Regions from separate parts of the Mus musculus genome. Here all the other regions are linked to region 2. Evidence: chromatin loops called from intact Hi-C (ENCODE). Cell type or tissue: left cerebral cortex. All regions are shown on one strand. Links, peaks and the distances in the headings refer to the core of each region. The heading gives the core; the rest is flanking DNA. Region 1 has its middle 82 kb from the start of Gm23477. Region 2 has its middle 26 kb from the start of Gm23477. Region 3 has its middle 190 kb from the start of Gm23477.

What was found. Peaks named below come from ENCODE experiments on the same cell type or tissue, not always from the same donor. Only the 100,000 strongest peaks of a DNase experiment are listed, where the experiment ranks them.
Region 1: a loop joins it to region 2, with 7 times the contacts of the local background. A loop is called at or near these places in 2 of 42 quality-filtered maps.
Region 3: it touches region 2 in a loop (13-fold over the local background); 2 of 42 quality-filtered maps call a loop at or near these places.

Annotation. Positions count from the first base shown.
Region 1 is chr3:70,305,545-70,316,320 of GRCm38, reverse strand. No RefSeq gene overlaps it. Among named protein-coding and RNA genes, the nearest start is that of Gm23477, 82 kb to the right of the region's middle. In left cerebral cortex, for the core only: no CTCF peak of the experiment used is centred there; a DNase peak (open chromatin) is centred at 6,846.
Region 2 is chr3:70,197,672-70,208,447 of GRCm38, reverse strand. No RefSeq gene overlaps it. Among named protein-coding and RNA genes, the nearest start is that of Gm23477, 26 kb to the left of the region's middle. In left cerebral cortex, for the core only: no CTCF peak of the experiment used is centred there; a DNase peak (open chromatin) is centred at 6,742; H3K27ac peaks cover 768 bases.
Region 3 is chr3:70,417,466-70,428,241 of GRCm38, reverse strand. No RefSeq gene overlaps it. Among named protein-coding and RNA genes, the nearest start is that of Gm23477, 190 kb to the right of the region's middle. In left cerebral cortex, for the core only: no CTCF peak of the experiment used is centred there; DNase peaks (open chromatin) are centred at 5,381 and 6,007; H3K27ac peaks cover 953 bases.

The sequences.
Region 1 (10,776 bases), core at 5,390-7,889, 110 kb before region 2:
CTGTCTAATGTATAACTAGCTCACCTTAAAGCTTTAGGCTCAAAAGAAGGTAAAGAATACTGAGATTGTCCTAGCACTCAGAAGGCACACTTATACATTGGCAATTATGCATAGGCACTTATGCATCTTTTGAATACTTTGATGGTAGTTGAAAGGTTTGAATTTAGTGCTGCAGAGAGAAAATGAGAAACAGACTCACAGCCTATGGAAAGGCAGTAGTCCTGGAGGACTAACACCTCATGTGGAAGCAGAACTAACTCACCAACAAGTGAAGGGAACTGAGTTTAACTGACAAGCCTAGCGCTCTACATAAAGTAGGCAGAGGGAAGAAAGGGAAATAGAAGAAGGAAGGAAGATGTCACAGGATATCAGTGTCCTAAGATGGTACATCACACAGACTTAGGGTAGCAAATTTTATGGACTCAGCTTTAGCTGGAAGCTCCAAGATGAAAATTTATCAGAAAAGCATTCCCTGAAAGTTACCATATGTGAGGGCCTAGCCAAAACCAAATCACTAGGAAATTAAAAGAATAAATTAATGTTAGGTAACTAAGCATTATAATTCATCAAATTAACAGATTAAGAATAAATCATGATTGGCTCCATAGATGATAAAAATATTGAATGATGAATTTAATCCTGTTAAGGAGAAAGCATTCATTATAAATACATGAATATCTCTTAACATAGCAAAGGTGTGTTCAGCGTATGTACTAATCTTTCTTATTCATGAGCAGAGGTGGCAAGGATATGATTTGGTCATTGTTTCTATGCATGTTTTCTGGAAATTCACTTCACTGTCCTCTGGAACTAGAATTTGTTCTAGAAAAATCTAAGGCATTTTTCCCTTAATTTATTAACTTGCCCTTCATTCTGATGAAATCCTCAATTTTTCATGAAGTTCAATATCTTCGTTAGGCTATGTCCATTTTTCTTATTGTAGCATTTTAATCCATTATTTAATATCATTATGTATTTCTCAAAAGACTTGCCTACCAGTCATAAGAACATTGAGAACAGTGTGAAGTCATAGTATGTGTTATCTAAGGTGTTATTCCAACTACAACCAACCATTTAAATTTCGTTTCTTAGTGTTGTAATAAAGAATGGAAGCACGGGGGAGGGGACAGTCCGAGTTATTATCCATCATTGTGGGGGCAGTCAGGGAAGCAGGAGCCTGAAGTAGATAGCCAACCTCTGCAGTTGAAAGAATAGGTAGAACACACCACATGTGTCACCCCATCATACAGCTTGCTTTCAACATTCATAGACTTTAAGATTCCCTACCCCAGGGACAGTGCCATCTACATGGAGCAGGTCTTCCCACCACTATTAAAATAACCATCCCAATCTGTACATGAAATGTGTCTTAATGGAAGGAAGCAAAAAGAAAAGGAAGATAATAGGTGAGCAAAGACAAAAGATCAGGGTGTTTTTTCTCATATGTTTTTTTCTCTTGATTCAATATCTGTGTGTGTCTCATGTCTCCCCCTCTCTTTCAACTTCCCCTCCCCTCTCATATATTTGACATGTGAGTAGAAAGGAGACTATTTAAGGGTAAAAAAAAAAAAAAGCAAATAAAAAGAGGGGGAAGGACCTATCGGGAAAGGTAGTTGAGCTGAATGTGAGCCAAATAGTTACATGTGTGAAAACATCAGAGTGTAACTCATTATTTTGTATACTAACTTAAATTTTTGATGAAATAGTTGGCCACTCACAACATTTCCGACCACATTTCTGCCTCTCCACCTCTGTGATCTGTTGTTTTATACACCAGGAAATCATGAGAAAAGCCTAACTATGAAATGTGATGACTCACATAAGTGAAATGTGCAAACATGAAACTCACTGGGAAAAGCAGAAGCTGCACCCTGGGCCATGCCTTCCTATAGAGCAGGTAGAACAATGTGACCACGCTGTTATCTCTGGCCTAGCAGCTGTATTCATGGTTCTTGTAACGTGTTTGCAGAAAATGATGGATAACAAGACTTTTCAGTCACCCATACAGCTGAGTCCACACTGATACATAAGAACCAAAGAAACACATCGTTTTATATCATTAGTATATATTTGTTCTAAATTTAACCATTTCATTCAATAAAGACCCTAAATTAACATATCAAATCCAGCATCTTATGAAAACTCTCATATGCTTATATATTTCTTATATTTCTATGTTATTCATATATCTTAAATACATCTTTCAAAAACCAATGATTTTGTCAAATTTATTACAATTAAAACAGTATGTTTTCATATAATTAAAATGAGATGAGTCTACTCATCTGCAATAAAATTTTATCAAGTATTTTCTCATTGTTTCTGTTTTAATGAGTCTTGCCAATGTGAAGATCAATCAAAGGCAATTTATCAGATATCAAAAACATTAGATCTTCTAGAACTGTATTCATTCTGTCAGACTAACAAAGACAATTGTAGGAAGACCATTCTCCAGTTGCTCTTCACACTCTAGTGTAGCTTCCTGTGATTTAGCAAGGACAGATATTTAAGCAACTTGGTCCTTGGGCCATAGGCATTTAAGCTGTACCATTATAAGAACCAATCCATCCAGTGGTGTAATGGAGGGTGCAGGCCTTGTGGATACAGCATTATTCAAGCCCCTAGACTTGCCGTACCACCTCAGCACTCCACCAAGGATGATTACCTCAAGCAATGAGCTGTAGCCAGTTTCCATGGAGCAATGTTTAGTTCCTAAATCATTCTGCTACGAAGGAGGCAAATTCTCCTACAGACTAGCCTGCAGGAAGTCAGTCTTAGACAATTAATTGCTACTTCGTGCTACCACAGTTAGAAGCCAGAGCTCATTTCCTTAATACCCGTTCAGAGAGAACACTGGCTTGTGCTATGCTAGACCAGTCGGGTATGTTCACAGAAAAGTTCAGTTCCCAGATGAAAACCGTCAGGATGCTCGTATGATAGATCATTTTTTACTGAGAATATGAGAGAAGAAGCAGCTTTGGGGAGCAGGGTGAACAGTCTCTGCTTTCTAATATCTAGAGTCTGCATATGCTGCACAGTTGTCTCCCAGGGACAGCAGCAGTGGTATAATTGCTGAAGCATTACTCATGGTGCTGTGAACATTTTGTCCATGGTGACCCAGCTTTACAACCTATATCTCTAATTTTCCTAGAGATTATATGGCCCACCTGATACATATTTTAACAAATCTAATTTCTTTCTTTTGTCTGTGACTTGTTTGTTTGGTGGTGGTTTGTTCTATTTGTTTTGTTTGTATTTGCTTGGTTTGGAGGAATACTTTTGCTCTGTCCTAGAACTCACAATATAGCCTAGGTTGCCATAGCATTCTTCCTTCCTTTGCATCCCATGTACTGGAACTATAGGCACGAGCTACCTCGCAACTCCCTTTGTCTTTTAACAAGCTAAGCAGCTCCTTTTGTTCCTAACCAGAATTTTGACAGATATTGAGTAGTTGCAGACATGGCTGTAAGTACCATATCCCTGTGGAAACAAACCCTAAAACCGGTTTATGGGCAGGTTGGTAGGCAATAAGAACCCAGCCTCAGGCAATTCATGAATCCAGGAACTCAACGTTTAAATTATCACCTAAAGTTAACTGGAATGAAGGGCTAATTAAAGACTGACTTTAGAGGCCTGAGAAGTCATGATGATGTAACAATGTGAATGAGAATAAAACAAAATCAAATCTTGTAAGAAACACACAAAAGGATAGTATAAGCTCATCTACTCCAAGTACAGTAATGAACATTCTATGAGTAAAGTAGGCTAAAAGGATTCCTTTATCTCCGACTTTAAAAGTAAGTAAATTGTGTTAAATAGCAACTAAATATATTTCCTTGTCAGATTCCTTAGGTGAAACTGAGAGCATCAGCCAGACAAGAGGAAGCCCCCTAAACACTGAAATGAATTCAGCTAAGAATATTGAAATCATCATGAGTACTGCAAAGCCTCTCCAACCAGTATGGACAGATTCTTCTCACTTTGGCCTCCCTGGTGTTTCTTTACATATATAACTGTCGATGTACGACACTGGAACACAGATTTACAAAAGTAAGCTTTCCCATATTGTTATCCCTTCTAAGTAGTCTAGAATCTAGGATCAGAGCCAGATCCTGCTCAGTCAGTTGGAGTTTGAGCAAGATGAGAACAAGAATGCATTTTATTTCAGTTGGAGACCGATTTTACCTTCTAAATGTTTCTACTAGTAAAAGGGAAACCATGAAAATTGTGTGTGTGTATGTGTGTGTGTGTGTGTGTGTGTGTGTGTGTGTGTGTGTGCATGAATTTATATATGATCATGGATTCTAATGGTAAACTTTGAAGGAAAAGAATCTATTATCAAATAAACTAAGTCTTTCATGATGGGTATAACTAGGCATAAATTGTTGGCATATATATAAACAGCTAAGAAGATATCCAATATTTAGCAGGTTAGTTGAATGAAACCTCGATTCATGGTTAAGTAATGGTAAAAGGTTTTTTTAATGGTTGAGTAGATGGTTTTTACTGTAGATATAAGGAAGATTACAGCCAGAGGCATCTGGAATTGTTTAGTGCAGGGAGAGTAGGTAGACTAAATATAACCAGAATACTGAACTGGGTCATGAGAGGAGAGGGTGGGATAAGAGAGGAAGAGAAAGGCAGCAAAGGGAACCAAGGAAGAAGAAGATCAAGAGGGCTCGTGGTAAAAATGGCAGTGCTATATAGGAATCAGGAGCTGGGGAAGGGAAGCCTATGAACTATGAAATTTAGGACAGACAGCAGGGAGGGTGTGAAGAGCTGAGAGGAGCCACAGGTACTGAGTGAACCTGGAGACCAGCATTCTCTTTAGTATACTAATAGGCCATATACTAATAGTTAGCCATTTGTTCCAGGTTTCTTTTGAACTTGACATTCTAGTCTTTATGTTCATGATAATCACTTAATCTATTCTATAACTGTATTTTAACTGAAATTAGGTAGTCATTGTCAGGATTTAGGAAGGCTAGAATGCTATTTAAAGACTGGGTAGCAGGGCAGAGAGGAATTGAGCTAGGATCATCTTTCTTGCCACCCACATATTGTGGGACCATCTGGGGCTAGTGAAGTGTAGGCAGATTTGAAGTAATCTAGAAATTGCAACTTTGAAGCAGTCTAGAAGTTCTGGTTCAAGTCAGAGGCTCTGGATGGTTGTAAATTCTATCAAAAGTATCTAGGTTATATGGGTTTTCAGCAACTCTGGGGCAAGCTTATTTTTTTTCACAATTTATGGTCTTTGATTGAAAATCTGTTGGGACAGATATAGACTAGCGACAGGAGGTAAAGTTAAGGAGCCTAGGGGAAAAATCTTGAGTGTATACTTGAACCATTCAGGCCAATGGTCCTAACAGTTGAGGCTGTGGAAGTTGTCTCAACACTAGAAGCATAGACAGACAGACAGACAGACAACAGATGAGAGGGGGGAAGGGGAGGGGGGAGGGGGAGGGGAAGGAAGAGGGAGAGGGAGAGGGAGAGGGACAGGGAGAGGGAGAGGGAGAGGGAGAGGGAGAGGGAGAGGGAGAGGGAGAGGGAGAGGGAGAGGGAGAGGGAGAGGGAGAGGGAGACGGGGAGAGAGAGGGAGCCCATTCTTAGGAACAGGCAGTAGGGTAGGCTGGCTAGCTTAGGATATTGATTGACAGAAGTACTTATCTGGAGTCCTTTTGACCTTGTCATGTGGATATAAGTCCATGAAACTTGCACGAATTCTTTTAAGTTTACAAAAATATAAGAGTTTTAGACATTTAGATGTTAGCAACACAACTGTTTGTAATCTTTACTCAAATTCACATTGTAGAAACATCAGTAGTCTCATATCTGGGAAAAGACACCTTAGTATGATTAAAAGTAATTCAGAGTCTTAGGGAACTAGAAAAACTGAATTGTGTGCACCATAGGCACCTGAGTGTTTATCGCCCCAGTATCTTGAAAGAACCAAGTCATATTGTTTCAGAGAAAGTACACCCTTCATGGAAACACTGAAATTGGCATTTCCTTAGAGAAAATGAGTGCATTTTTCAAAGGTGCTTAGATGGCATTCTTTGTTGGCTGGAAATGTGATGTATCTGATGCTTTTAAATGGGTTATCACAGAAGAAGAATTTTAGAGATCTTGAATGGAAAAAGGACACACATACACACACACACAAACACACACACAATGGCATAAAAAAATGAGACCCCTGTCCTGCTAATAAAGAGGAGAATCATGCCTACCAAAATGGTCCAATCTATAGAATCTTCCCTGGGGAGTAGCTAACCACTGAGACCACTGAGAAGTTCCCTTCAGACAGTTTACAGATCAGTGTGACTTTTCTGAGATGACATCATGGATGATTGAAGAGTATATTATAAGAACATCAAATTTTCTACTGTAAATCTTCCTTTGTAGCTTCCCAAAGAAACCTTGAGCAAATAACCAGTCGGGGGAAAATTTTCAGTGGGGAAAGAGACACAGACAAATATCTCAGAGATCATTAGATAATAACTTCAAACTTAGTCCTCCAAAGCAGAGAATATTGTCTGGTTTTCATGACAATGTTTTAATATAGTCTGCTCAGCGACTGCTTCAAGTGTCTTATGGGACCTCATTACATCAGTTCCAGTGACACGGCATCACTCGTAGCTCACTACAAGGACATTGTTGTACTGGTAAATTTGTTACTTGGGCTGGATGTGAAGGGAAAGCTTGCCCTTCTTCACTTAGCCCTGAAGACTGAGGCCTGGAGTAGTCTCTAGGCTCATTCACTCGAACAGCTGGCAACCAACACAGAGTGTTGGCAGGCACCTTAACTGGAGCTCTTAGCCAGAACCTATCCATGTCACTGCTGAGTACAGCCTGGGCTTCCTTACAGCATGGTGGTTGCATGCCAATCACCATAAGCACTCTGAGGAAAGCACACAGTGCCAGAAGGAAGCCATATTTCCTAAAGCAGTGCCATTTTGCCCCATTCTGCTCTCCAACCAGTCACCAAGTCCCAACTAGGTTCAAGAGGCGGGATATGCATACTTAATGGTGAGTGACATGGTCCAGAAGATCCCACAGTTCCAGAAATGCCATTGCTCCCACATGGGAAAAAATCCTTCTTTCCATTTTTCTGGCTTTGAATCGAGTTCCAAAATGTACAGTTGGAACAAATATGCTATGAAACCAGAAAGCATGCTCACATTGTCTCCCAGGTGGATAGATCTTTTTAAATGACAAAGATTATTACATGCCTAATCGGAAACTTCTCCCACTGCAGCACTTATCCAAGATTTATTATCATCTGGGGAAGAACTAAACACTGCCCTTATTTGCCTGCTGCTCCATAAATATTGATTAGACAAATATTTGACTTTTATTCACTCACTGTATACAGAATTCGAGAATTCATCTACTATTGTAAGATAGGCCAACAAAATACCTTTAGTCTCCTATCTCTGATATAAACCAACTATCTGCTGTCTGTGAGAGACAGGGGTTTCGACTCTCTCACAAGGGGCCTTTACTTCTGACTTAGGAACCTCATGCTGTTAACTGGGCTGGTAACGCTATGTACTTATTTATGAACAGGAAGGTAACACCATGTTGACTGCCATGGAAACACTTGGCTATTGACTGGATATCATCATAAATATTGGGGTGTAATAGAAAACTATAGCTCAAGTATTAAAGAGGAATTTTCTCATCTTTGGCTGCAAATTTGCCTTCAGTGTCTTTACATTGGTATCTGTTAGAGGCAAAAGCTTTGCCTTTAACAAATATACCTAAGTTGCCTGTTGTGCACTAAACATTTACATCAGTAAGCTGTGGACATCTGTTAATATTCCATCAGCAGGTGCAGTCCCTGGGGACATAGTGATGAGCTTACCTGAGCAAGCAAGTCGGTAACTCCAAGTGCTATTCCTGTGGCCACATGGCAAGATTTTTGCCAGGAGTTGATCACAGAGAAAACTTATCCAGGCTGGTTCGAAAAGAGCACTGTCCAACATGCTGGCACTAGTACAAAGTGAATTGCTATAGCCCTGTATCTCCTACCCTGATTGGAATGATGCTGGGGAAAAATATAAAAGATAATTCTCCTAGTGGGCAGAACTAGCAGGGTACATATTGTGGTCCAGTTTTCCTGGAAGGAGACATTGCATGTGAAACAATTGAAGGGCAATGACTAATGGTTTGACCAGATGGTTGGAGACAAAGGGGTTTGGATAAACCTCCCAGAATTAACTAAGAATTCGAGATTATTTTTGTCCTATGCAAATGTTCAGTAAAAAGTTCCCACTAAAGATGAGGCTTTCAATAATCAAGGGGACAACTTGTTCTAAACGTAGATGCCAGTCAATCTTGATTTTCCTCCCCCAAATCCCAGGCATGTTTACATAACATGTTCATTTAAATTGCAGCCATGGCACTGTAAGGGGATTTTGAATAGACTCAACAAATGGACTCCTCACTAATACAAATTTGGCTATCATCAGGATTGAATGCCCAATTTTATAGCAAAAGCCACCATCTCTGAACCTCAGGCAGGTCCCCATATCCAAAGGAAAGCAGATAGCCTGTTGGCAGCAAGTTGGTTATTTTGGACCCTTCCCCACAGTGGATTTTTCCTTATTAGAATACAGACTTATTTTGGATCTGGATTGGCAGGCTCTGCTTGCCTCTCTTTGCCAACAATACCATCTGTTAACTTCCTGAATGTCTACTCATTACGAAGTTAACCCAAACAATATTACTTCTCACTAAGAAAGCTTAATTTATAAAAGAAATAAGATAATAAGGTGATGTGCATGAAATTCGCTGACATTTTTTTGCCAAAATAACTAGCCATCTAGAGTATTAAAATACATTATTAAATACTCAGTTGCAATGCCAACTACAAGACAATACTCTGGGAACCTGAGCGACTTTCTAATGAAATATGGTCCACATTGTTATGTTGTATTCTCAGCCACAATAATAAAATACACTCTGTGATTAAGGGGATAAAATGAACACATTCTTTTGATCTATCATTCTGGTTTATTTAAAATTATACCACAAAGCCTTAAAACATGTTATGGGAAATTACTTCATTCAATCTTCCAATGTCTGACTGCAATCATTATCACAAAATCATAGTGTTAGATTCATGTGTATACAAAAATAGTTAGAATGAAGTTATACTATTTGAGGTGGCAACAGTCCCCCTGAAAATCCAGTGTCAGTCATAGGATAGTCCTTTTCAAATTGTCAGTTAGAAAAGTGTAAGAAACCATGAAAACAACATAGGTTATTAATGCTGCCCTCTGTTGCTTCCCAGAAAATTGCTGGTAAGACTCTATTGATAAAGAAACTATATGCTTTGGGTAAAGTACTCGAAAGAACTGAAACTAGAAGCCAACTAGCCTTCAAAGTATAAAAAACGGGCTATCCAAGCTGTCAAGAGAAAAAAGTAACCAGTAGTTTTACTGTCTTAGTTTCATTTCTATTGCTAAAATACTGACCAGAGCTAACTTGTGGACAAAAGGGTCTGTTTCAGCTTACAAGTCCCACATCACAGTCCAACACTTTGAAAAGTCAGAGCAGGAACTGAAGACCTGAAATAGTACTATGCAAGAATGCTTCTTATTTGCTTACTTTTCATAGTTCACTCTGCTTTCTTATTTTTGTTTAACTTGGACCCACCTGCCGAGGGATGGTACCACCCACAATGGTTGACCCTCCCAACACCAATCAGTAATCAAAAAATTTCCTCACAATCTTGCCTACAGAACAATTTGATGGAGACATTTTCTCAATTAAGGTTTATCATTTTAGATAACTCTGATTTTTGTTAAGTCAACAAAAAATGACCAACACATCTACCCAGTTATAACATCTACAAACTACAAGAACCAGAACTGTAAGGTACCCCAAAGACACAATAGTGACACTTACATCCTATGGGTAATGAACAATTGTCTTTTTGACCTTAAGGCCCTCTCAGTATAAGAGAATGTGTGCTTGATGCTGTAAATCCAGCCCATTAGCCATGGATAGTGAGGACATGGAACCTATAATCTCCTCTACTACTGCTATTTCTTAAACTGGTATAATTTCAAACTACATTCTAAATATTCATCAATGTGCACATAGATAGATACAACTCTCATCCCTCATCAAAGCTTATTTTTGCAGCAGATGGAGATGATCAGAGAAGGCCACAACAGAACATAATGGTGTAAACAACTGGCCATGGGGTTCTCAGACACAATTGACACATCTAAAACACAACTCCTACACGAAAGTCTTAGGGAACCATCAAAGAAGAGGAGAAGAAATATTATAAGAAGCAGAGAAGTGAGATGTGTACTGTGAGAGAGCTAATCTACCTATGACAGAAAAGCTGCACCTCTGGCATCTGTAGGCATCGTATACACACATACATGCCCATGTATAGCCATATACAAAATTTAAAATTTCTAAATAAATACTTTAAAATGATAGTATGATTACAATATGTAACTTATTCATGTTCATAATTTAAAATTTATTTTTGAGAATTTCATGAATATGTTAAGGTTGCTTATATGGAAAAGGAAGAATAAAAAGGAGAAACATTTAAAGGGTGGATAAGGAGTTGTAATCATCAGAATGTATGTTATACATGTATAAAATATTCAAATAACAAACTCAATAAATATATACTTTTTCAGTATTTTTTCATTAATTTCAGTTTCTAAAAAAAACCTATTTTTTAAATTAATTGCATCATTTTCCTTCTTTCTGTTCCTCATTCTAACCTTTTCTATGCATTCC
Region 2 (10,776 bases), core at 5,322-7,821:
TATGTGTGTGTGTTTATGTGTATATGTGTGTGTGTGTGTGTGTGTGTGTGTGTCTTAGCTTCACTTTCACAACAAAAGAATGGAATAGACAAGACACAAAACATCTGACCTAAACCTCACCCCAACTGAGTTTCATGGGTACAACACTACAAATGTCTTCTAGGTTGAACATGGTTACATTGCTAAAGTGGCTCCAAATATTTCATTCACTTTCTAACTTTTATAAGTAAAAAGAGTTCACTTATTTAATTTATACAAAAAGAAGGTGTGGAGAGTGAATGTAACTGGAGCAAGAACCCAAACCCATCGCATATCACCCTCAGTGTCCTCATATATAAACTATCCATAATACTAACACTTAAGAAAGGTGCAAGAGTGAGCACAGATAATGTAAGTACGCTGGGAAGGCTCTTCTTTTTAAGTGAAAAATTAGTGAGCCCATATGTTTATTATATGCAACAAACACTGAACAGCATATCCATTCAGCGCCTGGATTCTTGAAAGTACACCTGGAAATGAAGAAAAGAGTTTGGCATTGGAATTGTAAAGATTTGAATTCTTTTATAGTTCAATCTAACATCAAAAATTTTTAAAAGGTATGTATATATGTATATATGTATATATATATATATATATATGTGTGTGTGTGTGTGTGTGTGTGTGTGTGTGTGTCTATGTATACATACAAACAAAGAATTTCCTGGAAACTCTGGAGCAGTCTGGATAAGCAAATAGGAAAACTTTAAGTCCCTCTAACAGGCATTATTCAGGGGCCCCCACTACCTGTGCTTAAGAGCATAGAGTTGAACCATCTCCATCCTGTCCTGGCAACTACTACTTGGGTGTTTTCAAGACCATTAATTAGTTATTATCATGTCAAGAACCAATGTCTTGATGAGCTAACACTTTTCCTGGCATGCTCTTCTTAGGAAGGGAAAAGAGGTTGCAGAGCAGAGTTTTGGTTTTAGTGCAGACAATGGGATCAAAGTACTGACACAGTATGGTAAACAACTGGGTTTACCTGGAATTGTTCTATGATTTTATTCATCTGCTTAAACATCTCAGCTTATGTAAAACAGAATTGCTCTAAAAAAAACACCAGGAAGAGCTGTGCTTCTACAGAAATATGCAACTAGCTTTGGGCAACAATACACAGATTCATAGAAGTAGGAGAAGGCTGCTTTCTTGAACCATTGTGGGCGTCTAAATTGCTCTGTCACCTTAGAATTTCACTTAAGTCAAGAATTATAACTACTGTATGCAAAAAGGAATGCAGTTCTCTGGTAGTTTGATTTTTGGTTGGCTTTTTCTTTTAAAGTTATTTCTCTAAAGCATATGGGACCAGCTCTTTCCTAATCCCACTCTCTCTCCAATACAATAATGCACTTCAGAAAGTATGTTTAATTCAAATTATCATGGAAGGGACCTTAAATATCTTGCAATCCAATCCTTTCTTTTAAGAAGGAGACCCAGGGAGGAGAAGTGGGTGCAAAAAAAAATGCATCAGAGAGATGTCAGAGCAGCACCAGGGGTCAACTGAGGCAGGCCTCTTCAAAGAAAAGAAGACCCCACCCCTCTTTCCACTAGAAAGGCATCTGCTGCTTCTCAGAGAAAAATGATGTCACTTTGCCACACTCTAAGACTTCTCTGAACTCCATACAAGCATGCTCCTGTGGTTTTCTGCCTTTGGGTAAATATATATTAAAGAACGATTCTAGGTTATTACCCAAGTGACCTGTATGGCCGTTTAAAGGTTCCGAACTTCATTCTTACATGGCAAGCGTGATGAACTCATCGCCTAACCGACCCTTTCTGAGGTGACCCAGCACATATTAATCAGCCCTAAATATCCTTTGCTATGCAGCAGTGGTAGAAAGTGCCTCCCTAAAAGGCCAGAAAACAAGCACCAAAAGACATAAGCTTCTTTTTTCCCCCTGATAATAGAGTGCTAAGGAATAGCAAGGAATCAAATGGAGTTTAATACTGACACTGAATCACAGATGAAAGAGTCCAATCAAACGCTGACAAAGAGAAACACCTGAGCAGGAGCCAGCACAACAACCTGCATAAAACACCCTAACCACCCTGACAGTGAAGCTTTGGAGCCACTCTGGGGAAATTCCACAGCCCATTAGAGGGGCAGGGAGCAGATATCCTGCAGGAATACTCTGTACCCCGCCAAGACAAATTGATGAGACATTTTCTGAATCATCACTACTCGTGTTATTTGTGTTTCTTTCTCTTCTACATAGTTTGGGACTTTTTTTTTTTTTTTGTAATGAGAAATTGCAAAAGTAATAAGCCACACTCCCATCTAGCTGTGAGGAGAATAAAATAAAATCATTTTATAAAATTTCTCCTTTATGACATTTCCCTTTCAAAACTACTGATGAACTCTTCGAAAATATTAGCTTGGCAAAGGTTAACTTGCATCTGCCTCACCCTAAGTAAAATGAGTGAACAAAGCAATTATCAGTAATAATAATATTTACCATTTTGCAGCTTTAACATTTTCACTGCTGCCACCCAGCCTGGGCCACCTTATTTCCAAAAACAAAAAAACAAAAAATAACCAAAAAAACAAAAACAAAAACAAAACATCCTTCCCTGTCTTCCATTCAGTCCTGGTCCCGCCCCTGGATGAGGTGTTTATATGTAAATTACCTGCTTCTCATGCTTCTGCCTCATCCTCTTTTAGAAGCAAAGCCAATGTGTCTCTCAGGCAACAATCATAACTGACCCTTTCCCATCTGCTCTCTCATCCTCATTCTGGTCCCTGGGGTTGTCACAGTTCTCTCAGATATGCAATGCTCCCCATGTCAAGATGTTTCCCAGGTTCCTCTCTGCCCAGAGCACTTTTCTGTGAATCTCTGCAGCTCTCTGCCACTCCTCACTCAGTTCTCTCTACTAGCAGCACTTCCTTGAGAGGTTTTTCCTTTTCACCATATCCACAGCCATCATCTTTCCTCCCCTCACTTTCCATCCCTAACTCTGGCTTGGCCAAGTCACCCTGGCGTTGGCTCATATGTTTATTACTGTTATGGTCCAGATCTCAGACGTCTCCTGAAAGCTCATCACCAGCTGTTGGGATTTGGGGGGTGATTAAAACCTTAGGAAATGAGGTCTTGTTGAAGAAGCAATAGTTCTTTGAGAATATGCCTTTGAAGAGGCTATTGCCCAGGGCATTTTCATTTCTTTCTCTTGCTTCTGGAACACTAGACATAACAAATTTTGCCCTCCATACATTCCCCATCACAGTGTTTGGCTTTGCCATGGGCCCAAAGTTATAAAACCAAACATCCATAGATGGAAATCTCTGTAACTGTGAGCCAAGATAATCACTTCCTTCTTTATCATGTTTATTTTTGTTCCAGCAACAGGAAGCTGATATAAGCAGGAAAAGCAAGAACTGTTCTTCAAAACTCTCTCCCTCTCCAACATACAGACTCCATCTGGTACATAATAGACACTTAATAAACAATTGGGAGGGAATTAATGAACAAGAATAATAATGTGGTGGGTTGTCTACTGTGCTCTTTCTGCTTTGATCACAGTATTTTTATTGCTAGCCACATTCAGAAGAAAGAAAGAAAGAAAGAAAGAAAGAAAGAAAGAAAGAAAGAAAGAAAGAAAGAAAGAAAGGAAGGAAGGAAGAAAGAAAGAAGGAAAGAAAGAAAGACCCCAACCAGATAACTATTAGTCCCATTTTCTTATTCAAGGAGGAAAGCTGCTCAGATATGCAAAGTAATTTTCCCAGTATCATATAGATAATGGCTGAGCCAGTAATGAAATTCCAGTCTATCTGACTCAAGGAGTAGTTTTCTTTCTATTATATAATGGAGACCGAAGCCATTAAAATTAATACTAATAGCAGAAACAATGTGGTATTTCTCAGGGACTAGACATTTTTTAAAGTCCTTTATGTAGTCACTGAATTCTCATGATACCCAATAATGCCATTGCGTTCAGCACTTCCCATGCATAACGAAGTTGAAGTCACAGAAGATAAGTCATTTGCCCAAGTTAGCAAACTCAGAAAGTGGACAGACAAAAATCAAGGCTGTGTTACTCAAACTTTGGAACTGAATTCCCAATCTCTCTGGAACAAAAGAGAGATCAGACAGATTCTATTTTGCTGTTGTTATTATTTTAATCTTAGTTTAATCACTCACTCCATACGTAATTTTTCTTCTTTAGAGATTAGGGTTTATCTTGAACCATGAAAATCATTGATTTTTTTCCTCCCATTTATTCTTTTTTTTTTGCGGGGGGGGGGGTTCATAAACGTTTTTATTAGATATTTTCTTCATTTACATTTCAAATACTATCCCAAAAGTTCCCTATACCCTCCCCCCCTACTCCCCAACCCAACCACTCCCACTTCCTGGCCCTGGCATTCCCCTGTACTAGGGCATATGATCTTCGCAAAACCAAGGGCCTCTCCTCCCATTGATGGCCAACTAGGCCATCTTCTGATACATATGCAGCTAGGGACACAGATCTGGGGGGTACTGCTTAGTTCATATTGTTGTTCCTCCTATAGGGTTGCAGACCTCTGTAGCTCCTTGGGTACTTTCTCTAGCTTCTTCATTAGGGGCCTGTATTCCATCCTATAACTATAACCCAGTTGTCCCTCAACAGAAGAATGGATGCAGAAAATGTGGTATATTTACACAATGGAGTACTACTGAGCAATTAAAAACAATAAATTTATGAAATTCTTAGACAAATGGATGGATCTGGAGGATATTATCCTGAGTGATATTCATTCGCTGATAAGTGAATATTAGCCCAGAAACTTAGAATATCCCAGATACAATTTCCAAAACACATGAAACTCAAGAAGAAGGAAGACCCAAGTGTGGATACTTTGTTCCTTCTTAGAATGGGAAACAAAATACCCATGGAAGGAGTTACAGAGACAAAGTTTGGAGCTAAGATGGAAGGATGGACCATCCAGAGACTGCCCCACCCGGGGATCCATACCATATACAACCACCAAACCCAGACACTATTGCATACGCCAGAAAGATTTTGCTGACAGGACCCTGATATAGCTCTCTTTTGTGAGGCTATGCCAGTGCCTGGAAAATACAAAAGTGGATGCTCACAGACAGATTCTTAATTGGTTCAAAAGGGGGCAACTGAGGCACAAACAACACCAACATGCTGAACCTGATCACAGTGCAATATCCTCCAACAAAACAGGCACCCCATCCAAAGGCACTCATGAGCTGCCACATCCTGGAGGAATCTGTAGTCTACAGTTCTGGGAGCCCAAAAGTAAAGATTAATCAGTATTTAAATTATTTCAACATATAGTTTCTAAATCAACCAATTTTAATGAGACATTTGTCTTGACAACCATTCTGATCGTTTCACTGTCAAGTTGGTTAAAATTAGAATCGCCATGCAACTACCATCCTGTATCTATGAGGATGTTTCCGGAAACATTTAGCTAAGGAGAAAGGACTTGTCCAGGGTGTATGCAGTAGCATCCATTGGCAGGGTTTCTGAGCTGAATACAAAGGAGAAAGCAAGCAGAGCCCTGATTCCAGACTATTGAAGCAATGTGACCAGATGCCTCAGGCTCTTACCATCATGCCTTCTCCACCATGGTGAACTGCACTCTCAAACTATGATTCAAATAACGCCCCCTTCCTTAAGCTACCTTCTTCATATTAATGGCAATAAAAAAAAAGCAAAATATCAAAAACGTCTTTAAGGCTCAAATCTAGATTATTTGTTGTAAAGCAATGATACTGAAGAGGGAAGTTTGGGGGAAATATTAATACAGTTATCTGAGCTTGCTGTCTTTAGATGTCTGGGAACTTGAGTATGGAAATATTCACTAAGACATGACTATTATGACAGCATAATTAGACTGTATGAGTAGGGTATTTATGCTGAAGGGCCACTCTGTCTAAGTAAGCACCTAGAATTTAGATGGGTATGAACACCTTTGGAATCAATCAACCTTCAGTGTGAAAACCTTCAACCTAGGTCACAAACAACCTTGCCTGGTCATATTGATTGTACCTTTGTGGATTCATGTTTACTACCTCAGAGTGAGTGTGCTAGCTGAGACCCCTCCCCCCTTGGAAGAAGAGGAGAAAATGGGTCACTCTACATTTGAATTTCTCCAGAGTTTACCTTAGAAACATTTTGGGTTTTTTTGTTTCTCTTCGTATGGCTCTAGCTGTGTACTTTACAGTGCCGCTATAATACATCATGATTGTGTGTGAGACTGAAATCTGTGCCTTTGATGGAATCACAAATGCACAGGAAGTCTTGGAGGATCTTGAAATAAAAGGCAGTAGTAGACACCTTGACTGAGGAGGTAGATTCAGCACTAAGTGAGGACTCCTCTCTTCACATCTGGGAACCAAGTGGTTCAGTTGGGCTGCATTCAGTCACATAGTTCATACTCAATGTAGGAAGCCAGCATCCCTAATATGGAGTTCACTGATGCAAATAGTGGGGCTGTTCTTCTGACAAGGAGCTGTTAGCATTTATCAGGCAAAAGGGGAAGGGAGGCTACCTGAGGGATTGAAGTCTAAACCCCAACATTTTCCAAGAGAGTTAAAATTATAGGAGAGAATTTGGCTTTTCTTGGATGCAATTCTGCATACTGATTAGCCTCCTAAAGAGGCAAATTTATTCAAATCTACCTCCCTAAAACAAATGTCATCTCCCCGGGGGAGTAAGATGGTGTGGAACTATAAACAGAGCTCACCATTTCGAAATCCTTTTTCAGGAAAATTCTTCTCTCTGCTCTCCAGCATTAGAATATTTGTAACCTGGAAGCAGCAGAAACCCATTTAAAAAGCACTGGCAGTCCAATCTACACATACACTGTGCAATCTATAGATACACTGTATGATTGGTGCTGGGTGATCTCCCAAGAGGTCTACTGCATGGCAAATTAGCATTTTAAACATCAAGGCCACTTCTCAGCTAAAAGCGGGTTTTGTGTTCTTTTTTTGTCTCAGTGTATTTTCCAGGCAAGCCTCAAACTTGAAGTTCTCCTGCCTCAGCCTCTCAAGTATCTTAGACTATAGGTGTATGGGTGTATATCAGTTTCCTTTTAACATTTGCCTTATACCAAGTTTTAAAAAGGAAGCTGACCTCCCCATAAGAGCTCTGACACCTCTCTCTCTCTCTCTCTCTCTCTCTTTCTCTCTTTCTCTCTCTCTCTCTCTCTCTCTCTCTCTCTCTCTCTCTCTCTCTCTCTCTCTCGTGTGTGTGTGTGTGTGTATGTGTGTGTGCATGTCTGTCTGTCTCTCTGTCTCTCCCTCTATCTTTGTCTCTGTCTCCCTCTCTCTCTATCTCTGTCTCTCTGTCTCTGTCTCTCTGTCTCTCTGTCTCTCTCGTGTGTGTGTGTGTATGTCTCTCTGTCTTTCTCTCTTTGTCTCTCTGTCTCTGTCTCTCTGTCTCTCTCTCTGTCTCTGTGTCTGTGTATATATGTGTGTGTATGTGTGTGTATATGTCTGTCTGTCTCTCTGTGTTTCTCTCTTTGTCTCTGTCTCCCTCTCTCTGTCTCCCTCTCTCTGTCTCTCTGTATGTGTGTGTGTCTGTCTCTCTGTCTCTGTCTCCCTCTCTCTCTGTCTCTGTCTCCCTCTCTGTCTGTCTCTCTGTCTCTGTGTTTGTGTGTGTGCGTATCTGTTTGTCTCTGTGTCTTTGTCTCTTTGTCTCTCTGTCTTTGTCTCCCTCTCTCTGTCTCTCTCTGTCTCTGTCTGTCTCTGTCTCTGTCTCTCTCTCTCACACACACAGACACACACACACACACACACACACACACAATTGTTATCTGGGGAGATCTGGAAATCACAAGGAACTTAAATAGAGCTGACATTGGCCCTTTCAAAGCAGCTAAGAGAGCTAATTACAGTTAGAATGTTGACTTTTGTAAAGTGAAAGACCCAGTAGCCCAATGTTCCCATCACTATTTATAAGACAGAGCTAATGCCAGCAGGGAAAATACCCTTACCTCCTGTTAAAGTGGACTGGCTTTTCTTGAAAAACCAAAGAGATTGAAACAAAAGCATATTGCCTTCTTATATACTTGGGCAGAAAAGTGACTGCCATCAAAGATCATACCATTCTTCCTGACAATAGGTTTGAAGCCTAAAATCTGCCTTCAGTTTGCTTTTGCAGGAGTCAAATCCCGATTGTAGCAGGAGTATTAAGAGTCTATATTTGAAGTCTCCAGAAATATTTAGAAAGACAGAAGCTTCTTCAGCAGGAAGTGGATCTTCCTGGGATATTCAAGTGTACCTGACTCGGATCCCTGGAGAAAAGAAGAGCAGCTGAGAAGAAGTGGAAGGCATTGCAGAGGATATCACCTACGCACAACCCTGAGAGGTCAGTGAGATGCCTCTGCCAAGACACAAGTTTCCAGAAGCCAAAAAGCACATTTCTTCTCTACTATGTCAGCATAGGTTCTCGACAATTTATTTCTAAATGAAGAAAATGAAAGGTTTTTTTTTAATCTAAAACACTTCCATATCTACCTCTATTTTTTGCTTAAAATCTATATATTTTACAAACCCTCAGCAAAGTACTGCCTGAATTTCCTGTCAGCCTATAACATCTTCTCTTGGGATAGTCACAGTACACTGCTGCCTTGGCCATAATTATTTGTACACGGGTAAAATAGAGTTATCTGTTTGCTTTATTCTTATTATTTTCCCATCCCTGATCCCATGTACTGAAGATCTTTGACGATTGTGCATCCCATTAAATCCCCTGGCTTTTCTATTATGCTATACAGCAGAGAGTCATACACAGAGGGAGTTCAAATTGTTTTCCTCTGAGTTAATGCTTGTGCATTTTAAAAGCATACACCTTATCTTCTCCTGTTTCTAGTTTTCATATAACAAGTCGATCTTTAATCCCTTATTCTTCCCCCACTATAATTGCATAAGACAATTACCTATATGTTTATGACATTTATCCATTTGTTAAATAGTGATACTTTACCATTGCACATAGTTCTTCTCTTCTTTACCATTAATCATGAAAATCTCTTCACTTGGCAATTTTTACACTTTTTGAAAAGACCTATTTCTTCTCGAACTGAATGGCTATGGCTTTTTATCTGCTCACCTGGTGTTGCTCATCAGGTTGAACTGGATATGCCCAGTGGGAAACAAGGATAAAGGTTGGCTCTCGAGATGACTTGTTAATCCACATCGGCCAAAACACTTCTGACTTCTCATTTGTAAAATGAGATTTTAAAACCATCATCATTATGTACTAAGCATTCAATATACCCTGGGAACTTAATAAAAGAGACTGCATTCAAAGAGCTTAAAGCTGAAGCCTCCACTTGCACTAAGGGGGCAGAGTGGGAAGGCTCACTGAGGGTCACTCCATATCAGGCGCTTTACATATTAAAAAGACATCAGTCTCATAAAGGCTCAGATGCACAAATGACTCCTCTGAGGGAGGTTGTACCCTAATGGCAGAGAAGGGGGATTAGAGGCCCCTCAGCTGGAGCTGTCTAATAAGAGATGGAGGAGGAAGACAATATCAGCTGTTACTTCAGCATATTAGAAGTCTTATAGGGAAAAGCAGGTGCTTCTCTTTTACAGACTGTAAGTTGTGCACATCAAGACAGTCTAGGTCCATCCTGTATTCTCTGTAAGGGGCATTTGTTTCCTTTACCACCACACAAAGTGCAGTAACAACCTCCACCCAAGACAAATCCTGTCAAGACTCTTAAACAAGCATTTAAAAAATACTGATTCTTTATTTCTTATTACAGAAAATGAAGATCTGTTCTACTCTTAGTGTCCCCCGTTCCAATACAATCAAAGAATAGTGCTTTATGCACAAAATTAACTTATCAAAATATCTCTTAAAGTAGAGAAATGATTTCTGAGCTTGGCCCTTTAATCGTTGTTTCTTTCTATTCTGAATGGAGAAATTGTTATTGTCCTTACCATTAGAATTAGTTAATTAACCCTAAGTAATCACTCTCATATGACCAACACTAGAAAAAACAAACATTAAATAATTCTAATGGGCAAATATGGTAAAGAAAAAAGTTTATGTTTTAAAATTTGCAGTCCTCTATTTTCCTTTCCAACCTACTTAAAGAAGTATCCCTTTTTATTTCATATGACATGTTGCATAGTCATTGAACCTTGAGTTCAAGGGAAACCTGGCAATTATATTGCCTAGCACATTCATTTTATAAGCAGGGGTGGGGGTGGGGGGGATTAATAGCAGTGCTAGGTCGTGCCAGGTCTTGTGATCCCAAACCTGGTGTGTGTACTCTGTTATTGCATCTCTTCCCTGCTTTGAAATGCTCTAAAGCAGGAAGTCCTGTACTTCATTCTCGACAAGGGTACAGAATGCAATTGCCAGTGACTACTATGATTAGATGCTTCCATATGGAAAGCTAGGGACAGGCTACTGGGGCCTTGAAGGTTTCCCTCTGTACTCAAAGCATTGCAGCCAATTGTTAATATTCCTTAGGATGAGACAGGCTCCATTGAGAATTCAGCTGATTCTGAGGATCAAAACCAAACTCCTAAGAAGATACTTGTAGTCACTTTCAGCAAAGAAACTTCACCTGGGTAAATGGTGGCTTGCTAGTTATCTCTTAAATACATTTGTGTGTTTATGGAAAAACATTTAAATTAAAAATTAAAATTCTAAGAGAGTATTGCTGCTTACAAAACATAGCTTTAGAATGTTTTCTCTATTTTGTGAAATATAATATGCAGCTGTGTGTAAACAAAGTTTCCAATTACCAGTCTACATTTT
Region 3 (10,776 bases), core at 4,610-7,109, 220 kb before region 2:
GAAGCATGATGAAAAGTCAAAAGCAGATATTTACACGTAACCAATAGACAGAAGCTGGTGACCCCTGGAAGAAGCTGAGGAGGAGGGCAACCCTTTAGGAAGATCAGCAGTCTCAACTAACCTGGAACCAGGATCCAGAATAAGAAAAAAGAGTCATCACTGAAACAACCATGAGACATAGGGTCTGTCTTTCATTATTCTATTATTTACCTGTGTAGTACAGACAGAATTAAGCACAGAAATGGACGAACACTGATGAAAACCTTCACCCTGGAGAGAACCTAAAAGTCTTCAAAGACAGATTCACATTTAAGGCAATCCATAGCTCTTTAGGTTTCCCTAAAACCTTGTGAACACCGAACACAGAAAAAAAAATTTTGACTGCCAAGGGCACCTTCATTAATGTCATTGTAGAAATATGAGATTAGTTCCTTATTGCTAGACTCATTCAGGCTGGCCTGCAACTTATCTGTAAGAATGATCTTTAAACTTTCAATCCTCCTGAGTGTTGGGACTGCATTACCACCTTCACTTTATAGAGTGGTGTCCTACGGGACAAGCCCAATGCAGTTCACCAGCTAAGATATGTGCCCAGCCCCTTGTATATATTTGTTTTTCATTACATGTACCAAAAGAATACATGAGGAAAAAAAATACAGTTTTTCTTTCTGTTTTAGTATCTTACCTATTAAAGTTAAATATTATTTGTTATTTAAGGAAAATGAAAACTACAGTAACTAGAACTGATTGTATAAGTTGGTGGTAGAATGCTTGCCTACCTTGTACAAGACTCTGGGTTCAATGCCAGCACCAGCCAAAAAAACAATGAAAAAATGGACTTAAGGGAGTGGAAGAAACAGGGTAAAGGAGGAAGGGAAGGAAAGAAAAAGAAAATAAGAAAGGAAAAGGAAGGTCAGGAAGGAAGAGAGAGAGAGAGAGTGAGAGAGAGAGAGGGGAAGAGAGAGATTTGGTATTTAAACATTTCAGTCATTTTTGAAAGGTTGTAAATTTAATGTTTTTCAGAATCTTTGAGGAGCAGAGTTTAATGTACTAGATTCCATATAGTTAAATGAAAACCAAGATGATAGAAGGGAAGTGGGGAGATGCTACAGTGACTATGTGACACAGAGTCTGAGAGCAAGGTGTTCTCTTCATATAATTAGAAACATCTTTAATTGAGGATCCAGGGGTAGTTGGAATACAATGAGTCTTTATTTTAGCTTCTGAGCTGCAAATCAGATATAAGGCATATACAGGACAGGACAATGAGAGCCAAAATAAATTAGATTGTTAATTGGGCAGTAACAGGGTCTTAGATATTCACTCTTAGAAAAATCAGAATCTGTATTATGTTTTTCTTTAAGAAAATGTGATTTCCTTGGCGTCTTATTGTTTTATTGTTGTAAAGAAGACACCATGACCATGACAACTTGTATAAATAAAATTGTTTCATTGGGGCTGTTTTGTGGTTTCAGAGGTTTAGTCCAGTATTGTCATGTCAAGAAGCATGGTGGCATGCAGGTAGACATGGCACTGAGAGACTACATCTTTCATCTTTAGAAAGCAGAAGGAGACTGTGAGACACAGTGGTCAGATTTAGGTTTCTTAGATCTTAAAACCTGTTCCCACAGGGACACACTTCCTACAACAAGGCCACACCTTTTAGGCCACACCCTACTTGGTAAACAGACAATTACTTAGCTCTTTTAAAATTCAACTGGGATTCTGTAAACACTCCCAAATGGAGAGTGAGGACAGTAACATTGAAGTGAGACTTACATTGCCAGGGTTCAAATCTCATTTACTGTCATGGGACTTGACAAAGTAGTACAGCTTCTTGCGGCCACAGATTCTTATATAAAATACCAATATAAACAGTAATCTATCTTGGACCTTCATAAACTTTTCCCATTACACATTACAACTCCTTTTATTGACCAATAGTCTTATTTGACCTCAGATATATATAATTTACTGAAAATACATCACAACAAAATTATTTTAAAGCCACTCATATATATGTGTGTGTATATATATATGTATATATGCCTTTTATTATAGAAAAGGACAACTTGGGAACAAATGTGAAAGAAAGAGCTAAGCCTTTTCTTAATATTTGATATTGTAAGATGGAAATGACAAGATTAGGCTGAAAAAAGAAACCATAACTGGATATATCAAGACAATTCTAGAACTTAAATACCTAGAATGGACTGACAAGACCTGTATAGATATTGTTCTGAGAGATTTGAGAAATGAAATTATGTTAGGTTTTGAATGCTGTCACAAAATACAAGAAATAATCAACTTATGATAAAGAAAGATCCATTTGGTTCACTATTTCCAATGTCTCCCTTCATGTTTATGAAGCTTTGTTGGTTTGGGACTTATGTTGCAAAACATGGTGAGAATCTGAGGCACAAAGATACTCACCTCACTGTGAGCAGGAAACAGAGAAAAGAGAGGTTGAAGACACAAGGATATACCCTTGAAATCATGGTCTTAGTAGTCCACTTCCTCTAACTGGCTCTATTAAAAGACCATTTTTTTTATTGTTGTAATTAAGGTTCTATTGCTGCATGGACATAATGTCTATGACAGTTCTTTTTTTTTTTTTTGCATTTTTTTTCCATTTTTTATTAGGTATTTCGCTCATTTACATTTGCAATGCTATACCAAAAGTCCCCCATAGCCACCCACCCCCTCTCCCCTACCCACCCACTCCCCTTTTATGGCCCTGGCGTTCCCCTGTACTGGGGCATATAAAGTTTGCGTGTCCAATGGGCCTCTCTTTCGAGTGATGGCCGACTAGGCCATCTTTTGATGCATATGCAGCTAGAGTCAAGAGCTCCGGGGTACTGGTTAGTTCATAATGTTGTTCCACCTATAGGGTTGCAGATCCCTTTAGCTTCTTTGGTACTTTCTCTAGCTCCTTCATTGGGGGCCATGTGATCCATCCAATAGCCGACTGTGAGCATCCACTTCTATGTTTGCTAGGCCCAGGCATACTCTGACAAGAGACAGCTATATCAGGGTCCTTTCAGCATAATCTCGCTAGTGTATGCAATGGTGTCAGCATTTGGAAGCTGATTATGGGATGGATCCCCGGATATGCTATGACAGTTCTTATAAAGGAAAACATTTAATTGGGGCTAGCTTACAGTTTCATAAGTTTTGTCCATTATCATCATGGCAGGACATGGCAGTATACAAGCAGACATGGTACTAAAAAAGGAGCTGAGAGAGTTACATCTTGATCCACAGGCAACAGGAGACTCTGCCATACTGGGCAAAGCTTGAGCATAGAGACCCCAAAGTCTTCTGTCACAATAACATACTTCCTCCAACAAGACCACGCCTATTCCTGCAAGACCACACCTCCTAATAATGTCACTCCCTGTGGGCCAGGCACTCACATACATGAGTCTGTGGGGGGGCAGACCTATTCAAACCACCATAGAGATGAAGTTAGCAATGAAGTAATGTACCAATAAGGCTAGAGCCATTATGGCCCTGTCAGGTTCCAAAGGCCCAATACTTGTACTGAGGATAAAACCTTCAGGCAGCAACCATATGAGAAGGCTTGCCAGGTGCTGTTTGCACAAGAGCAACAGCAACTGCCCCATCTGCCCTTTGCTGTATGTACAGAGACACACCAGAACTTACTGATGGCCCACAATTTTAAAAATTCTATTGTTCAACTAACAACACAATAGAATAATTAATGCATTCACTGTTGTTCTGTAATACTTTAAAATCATAGAGTAGAGTGAAGGAATGTTGGACAATATGATGTGCCTACTAATGTTGATATGTTAGAACTTTAAACAGATTTTAATTTTAATTTCATGTAGAAAAAAACTCAAAATAATCACCATAATACCTGAACATTATGAAATAAATTCAACAAATGAGATTGCAATTATGAATGTGTAGTGTACTACTACATTGATCTAGCAGGGGTTACTGTAACCCTGTTCTAATCTAAGTGGACATTGTGTGTTTCAGAATCCTCTTAAAAGTAACACCTAAGGACAATCTGAATTTGAAAAAATATGGTGTAATGTCACACAATTTCTTATTAAATTTCTCCTTTTTATCTAAGTTTGTGTCAGGAAAATAAGAAAATCAGGAAATAAGAAATGCTTACTCCAGCAGGACTAGAGTGTTATGAATTGGATTTGGTATGAAAATCAATGCACTAAGGACCAAACTACAGTATAGAAATTATTGCATAGAGAGCTGTGGGAGTCCCAGGGACTATACAGACAAAGAGATAAAGTTCTTTCAGGATCCATCATTTGGGAAGAAGATAACAGGATACATGGAAAAAGAAGTTGGACCCCACATTGGCCTTTATTCTCTTACAGATAGCGATGACTCTATCATACCACCTCAAGTTACTAAGAATACCAAAGTTATAGCCCATACATAGTGCTATGCTTTCATGTCAGCTCTTTACTATATTTTACTCTCTTAGCAAAATTGCATTACAGAGAGTAAATATGCCAGGTCATGAGTATAGTCATATCTGTGATTAATAGATTAGACAATAGATATGTGTATGAATGTTATGATGTAACCAGAAAGAGGAGAGATGTCTTTAAAGGGCAAAAACAACAAAAAGGGGAGCTATTAGCCCTATTTAGGGCTCTCTCACAATGACCAGTGAAAGAATCTTTATGAAAGTCTTTCATACTTAAAACCTTAATTGTTACAAGGAGGTTAACAGTGTAAATATAACACTTCAAACTTGATAATAACCTTGCAGAAACCTGTTCTGATTCACATGATCAGCTGGTAAAGAGACGAAGGTCAAATTACTGCTAAACATTCTTTGCTGAGGAACAACTCTGTAATTCTGTAATGGAAGCTAAATTTCTTCTTCCAGGACCTTTCACTGACAACATCAAAATAAGCTCAAAAGACAACATGCCCAGAACAGCAGAGAATTTGAAGTCACAGAAGTGATACATAGTAACATTCTGTGACTCCTGAAACAAAAATGCTGGGGAGAAATCCCATAGTTCTCTGGAATCTACTAAAGTGAAGCACACTTTGGAGTTGACACTGGAAGTTATGCTTCAAGGATAACAGTACATGGTGTTCCATTGTTAAATTGATATGCCAGGGTATTCATTTAAATAAGCATGTGAAATTATGAATTTTGTGTGCATATGGCTTTATGTGTAATGCATGTGTATGCATGCATGCATGTTTATATGCATATATGCAGAGGCCATAGGTCAATATAAGGTAACTTCCTCAGGCATTCATTCTCCTTCTTTTCTGACACAAAGTTGTCACTAAATCTGGGACACACCAAGCGAAGAGGCCAGCTTACCAGTGAGCTCATTCATCTTCCTGTCCCTTCTCCACAGCCCACGGGCTTGGACTTGACTCACAGACACGTGTAGCCACATTTAGTTAGCTTTTTATACATGAGTTCTGGGGGATTTAAAGCAGTCCTTTGACATATTTGGCTTTCTCCCCTGTCCAAGAGTAAAATTTTAAGTGGAATTAGTGATAAACAATAGTCAGAAATATATTTGAACAGGAAAGGTTTCCCACTGCTTGTCAGAATCATTGTAAAAGAACTGCAAGTTTTAGTCCACTGACCTCACACACACTCTCAAAAGGATTTGCTATATTATATTCTGAGCTATTAGCATTATAGTAAAATTAATACCTTAATAACAATAATACCTCCAAGTCATATGAAAGGGTAGAATAGCACCCCTTGGAAGTTCCCCTGAGATCTAACTCTGGTTTTGCCCTTAATATTCTTACATCTCTATTCTTCAAAGAAATTTGTGGTTTTTTTTTTTTAAACTAATTCCTCCACCCACCACATCATGATATATAATAAATATTTCCTTTCCTTGCAATAAAGAAAAATCACTTAGTTTCCTAAATTCTATAAAACAGTCTTTTTTCTTTAGAGTTTTTAAAAGGCAAAACCTGGCAGCTGGTATCCAGCCAAGGAGAAAATAGAAAATGTTCAACTTGTTCCTGCTGCACTCTGAAGATGGTATCACTTATAGCTGCAATTGCTTCATATGCATCTTGGAGGCTGAACTATAAAGCTCTAAGTTTTCTGATTTACCTCACACTCCAGATTTCAATGCAACTTATTGTTGAGGATTTTCCAGAGGATAAAACACTACTAACATCTATGCCTTATCTTCTCGTCACATTTATTAATTCAGCTAGCTTAATGTAAAAGTAAAATGGGCTTGTATATGGGTCAGGTTAATACTTTGAAGGTCTCTCTTGTTATGTAAGCCCAGAAAATGATAAATAATAAAAAGTAAATAAAGTATTTTTAAATATGTCACTCTGCTAGAAAGGAAAAGGAACATCTCTGTACAAGATGTCCACTTTAGAGAAAAGAGTGAAAGAAAGGAGGAAGAGTGGATCTAAGAAGACAGGAAGGTGGGAAAAGAGAAGAGAGTGAGGGACTGAGATACTGAAAGAGGAACAGGGAAGGCCCAGCAAGGAAGCCCTCAGACTGTGTCACACAGAAAGTCTCCTTTTCTAAGAGTCTTAAGGAAGATATTGTTTGTAATTCAAACACAGTCCATAATAAGAAAGTACCTGGTGAACACCTGTCCCAGGAAGCGGGTACTAAAACCCAACAAATCAGTTTTCCAGCAAAAGAGATATTTGAGGTAATGGCAAGGTGTGAAATATGTATATGTGGCCAATGATTCCTAAGTATGAAAACATTCTACCTATAATGGCTTTGCCTTTTGTCAATTGTTGCTAATCAAAAACATATTTACAGTTTTCATTTTTGTTCATTTCTTATGTATCAGTAAATCTTTTGGATGAAGTAACCCAAAAGATATGTTGATTGAAGACATCAATGCCACATTTTTATTTTTAAGAAGTTGTTGCACTTTCTTTAGACGTTTTCTATTTTGATACCCACCATAGGTAAGGCAGAGATATTACTCACTTACAAAGTCAGAAAACAAAATGAGTTGTAGAAATTTTTTCATCTGCTTCTGAAGCTAGTAACGCTTGTCACAAAGATTATCCTGTTCCCCAAAGACAATAATTTGACATAGGCAACTGCCAAAGGTGCTGTCACATGTCACTTTAGGAAGTATAATTTTTCATTTAGCTCAATGAACTCTTCTTTAAATTTTATTTCACACGTTATTGATTCCATTTTTTTCTATTCACATATACCACATGTGCTAGTTAGTTTATGTCAATGTGACATAAGTTGGAGTCATTTTGTAAAAATGTTCACCCACTAGACTATCCTTTGTAAGCCTGTGGTGCATTTTCTTGATAGATAACTGATGTGGGAAGGCCCTGGTTGTTCTGAATGGTACACCCTTGGGCTGGTGCTGTAAGATGCTATATGAAAGCCTGTAAGAAAGCAGGCTGAGCAAGTCATGAGGAGGTTCAAGCTAGTTATAAGCTAGTTATAAGCATCCCTTCCTGGCTTTTACATCAGCTCTTGCCTCTAGGTACCCAATCCAGCTTTCTTCTCATGTGGAGGTGTTAGCTGAATAAACCATTTCCTTTCCAAGTTGCTTTTGGCCATGGTATTTTCTCACAACAATAGAAATCCTCACCAAGATAGAAACAGATACCAGGTCATGAGAGATCACAGTGATGGACCTGATCACGTGTTTTTGAGAGAATCATTGGAACATTTGAATTTTGAACTTGAAAACAGATGGAGTGCTCATAGCTCAGTGGCCTGTTTTTTGGGAACTCAGAGAGAAGTATAGAGAAGGGAGACCTCGCTTGTGAAGTTTCAGCAGGAAGCAAAGACAATCAGAGTTACTTAAGTGATATTTTGTGTTAAGACTCTGTGGTGTCTGAGCAAATGAGGCTAAAGAAATAATTATAATTAACAAGACCAACACCCACCACTGAAGTAAAGACTTTGCTTTTCTTGGACACTAGATGCTGGTCAGCTGGAACTAGGGAACTGGCTATAATCGAGACCAACATCACTGACTCAGGATCAAAGTGTTTCCTCTGGGTAAGCCTATGGTCAAGAGGTGGCCAAGGCTGAACCTTGTACTAGCAACAGAGCTTGGTAGTGTAAGAGTCACCCAGGTATTACTGGTTTTGATGATATAAAGGAGTCATAGAGAACAGCTGAGGCTTGGCACTTTGTGGCATGGTTGGAGTCTCTGGAGAGAGCCAAGGAGAATTAATTAGTGAGGGTGCAGTCCAGTTGCAGTGAAATCCCTAGCATTTTGGAAATGCCAGTATCATCAGACCATTGAGACAGCAGCAGCTAGGGAGTAGAGCTGCTCTGAGTCTAGAGCAGTGGTTTTCAACCTTCTTCTTTTTTTTTTTTTTTTGTTTTGTTTTTTTTTTTTGTTTGTTTTTGATTCTGTAAGCTTTCTTTTTTTTTTTCATTTTTATTAGGTATTTAGCTCATTTACATTTCCAATGCTATACCAAAAGTCCCCCATACCCACCCACCCCCACTCCCCTGCCCACCCACTCCCCCTTTTTGGCCCTGGCGTTCCTCTGTACTGGGGCATATAAAGTTTGCCTGTCCAATGGGCCTCTCTTTCCAGTGATGGCCGACTAGGCCATCTTTTGATACATAGGCAGCTAGAGTCAAGAGCTCCGGGGTACTGGTTAGTTCATAATGTTGTTCCACCTATAGGGTTGCAGATCCCTTTAGCTCCTTGGGTACTTTCTCTAGCTCCTCCATTGGGAGCCCTGTGATCCATCCATTAGCTGACTGTGAGCATCCACTTCTGTGTTTGCTAGGCCCCGGCATAGTCTCACAAGAGACAGCTACATCTGGGTCCTTTCAACCTTCTTAAAGCTGCAACCATTTAATGCAGTCAGTCCCACATGCAGTGACCCCTAACCATAAAATTATTTTCATTGCTACCTCATGACTGTAATTTTGCTACCATCGTGACTCGCCAAAGAAATGTCTGATATGTAGGATATCAGATATTTGGAACTCTGAAGATCCCAAGTGAATCCCATATTGCCAGTACTGAGCTTTTTAGACTACTGGATTTGCTTCTGCTTTTATTTGATTGTAACTGTGCCCCAATTCTTCTGTTTTGGAATAAAAATATATGTAACTTATTCTGATTTTATAGTAATTTAGAGAAATTTGGAGGAGTGGAGGAAGGTGAAATTGCGGTCAGGATGTAATATAAGGGAGGAAAAATAGAGCATGCATTTCGGTGAGCTGTGCACTAGGGTGCTTAGAATGATTACATATCCTTTCCTTTCTCTATCCTTCCCTCATTTGCATATGATCTTCTTTCTGCTCTAGATGATTTGGATTTATAACTCTATATAGTATTTTAGTAAACTGATGAAAGCTTTTCAAATGAATCCAGTCCTCAATAGTAACAGACAAATTACTGGGCATCTTCTTTACAAGGAAACCCGTGATAACTTCTTTTTAAAGATTCTTAGTAAAAAAGGGAAAATATGGTTTGAATAAATGATGATACAACCGCTTTTTATGAGCACTTCAGATGTGTTCAGGGGAACACCGCTTCCCTTTGTTCTTAATCCTGTCTGGCTGATGAATCAGCTTCAAATATTGAGATGTAAGAAAAAATGCTTTATTTTTTGGGGGGGAAAGCATGAGCATTTCAGTTAAAAATTGATGCTTTCACCTTGAAATGTCTGCCATCTCCACTTGCAGCAGCAGGGGACCATGGCTCTGAGGAAAAAGCCTAGCCAATGGGGCAAAGCAGAGCGAACACTTCATCTCGAGTTTTATGAGGTCTTGATGGCTTGGATCACTTGCCGTGTTTTTAATACCTGCTGTCAGTTAGGGAATGTTTCTCACTTGGCAACTGGATAAGGACAATAAAGTTGTCAAGCAGGCAACTAACAACTCAATCCATTATTAAAAACGTAAAACCTTAAGAAGTGGGAAGCTGGTTACATATGTGGCTTCTTTGTGTTGACACATTCTAGGCATATCATGTTCTAAAACATAGCCTGCGGCAAATCCTCTTATTACGTGAATCATCAGAGGGGAAAAAAAAAGCATGATTCTATTCTGGAATGCTTTCTAGAAAAACAAGAAGCAACAATAAAATGTACAGTGATATTTGTATTATGTGTCTAATTACTGTTAATCGTCGATACATTCTGTTAACGAAACTAAGCTTATCAGAAACCAGTTATAAGTAAGGCAACCCTTGTACTTTCAGAGGCAAGGAAAGATGTAGTGGTAAATCTAGATTTTGTTTCAGGAAAGTACAAGTTCCTTAAACATAGTTTTCATTTCCAAATTTGATTTTATTTTGTTGCTCCTTTTATACACACTAAAGTGTATCCATTAAAAATAATTGATACCCAGAGAAACTAAACAGTAGCAGATAATGTTGTAGGAATTATAATTAATAAGAGCTCCCCATTGTGACTCAGGCATAAAGCTAAAGTTCAAAGACACTGAGTCAACAGAGCTGGCTGCCCTGTGCATACTAAATAAGAAAGGAGGCTTCAAAATAACTCATAAGAAACTTGTCATCTTTAGATTCTGCAAAAAAGAACATCGAATCACTCTTTTTTTTTTCCATTTTTTATTAGGTATTTAGCTCATTTACATTTCCAATGCTATACCAAAAGTCCCCCATACCCACCCACCCCCACTCCCCTACCCACCCACTCTTACATTAATACGGGTACTTAGCTTTTCATTTTAACCCATCATCTACCAATTTCACATTATCATAAAATATTTATTGAATATACACAAATCAATAGATTATAATCATGAAGAGACTTAATTTGTCCCATAATTGT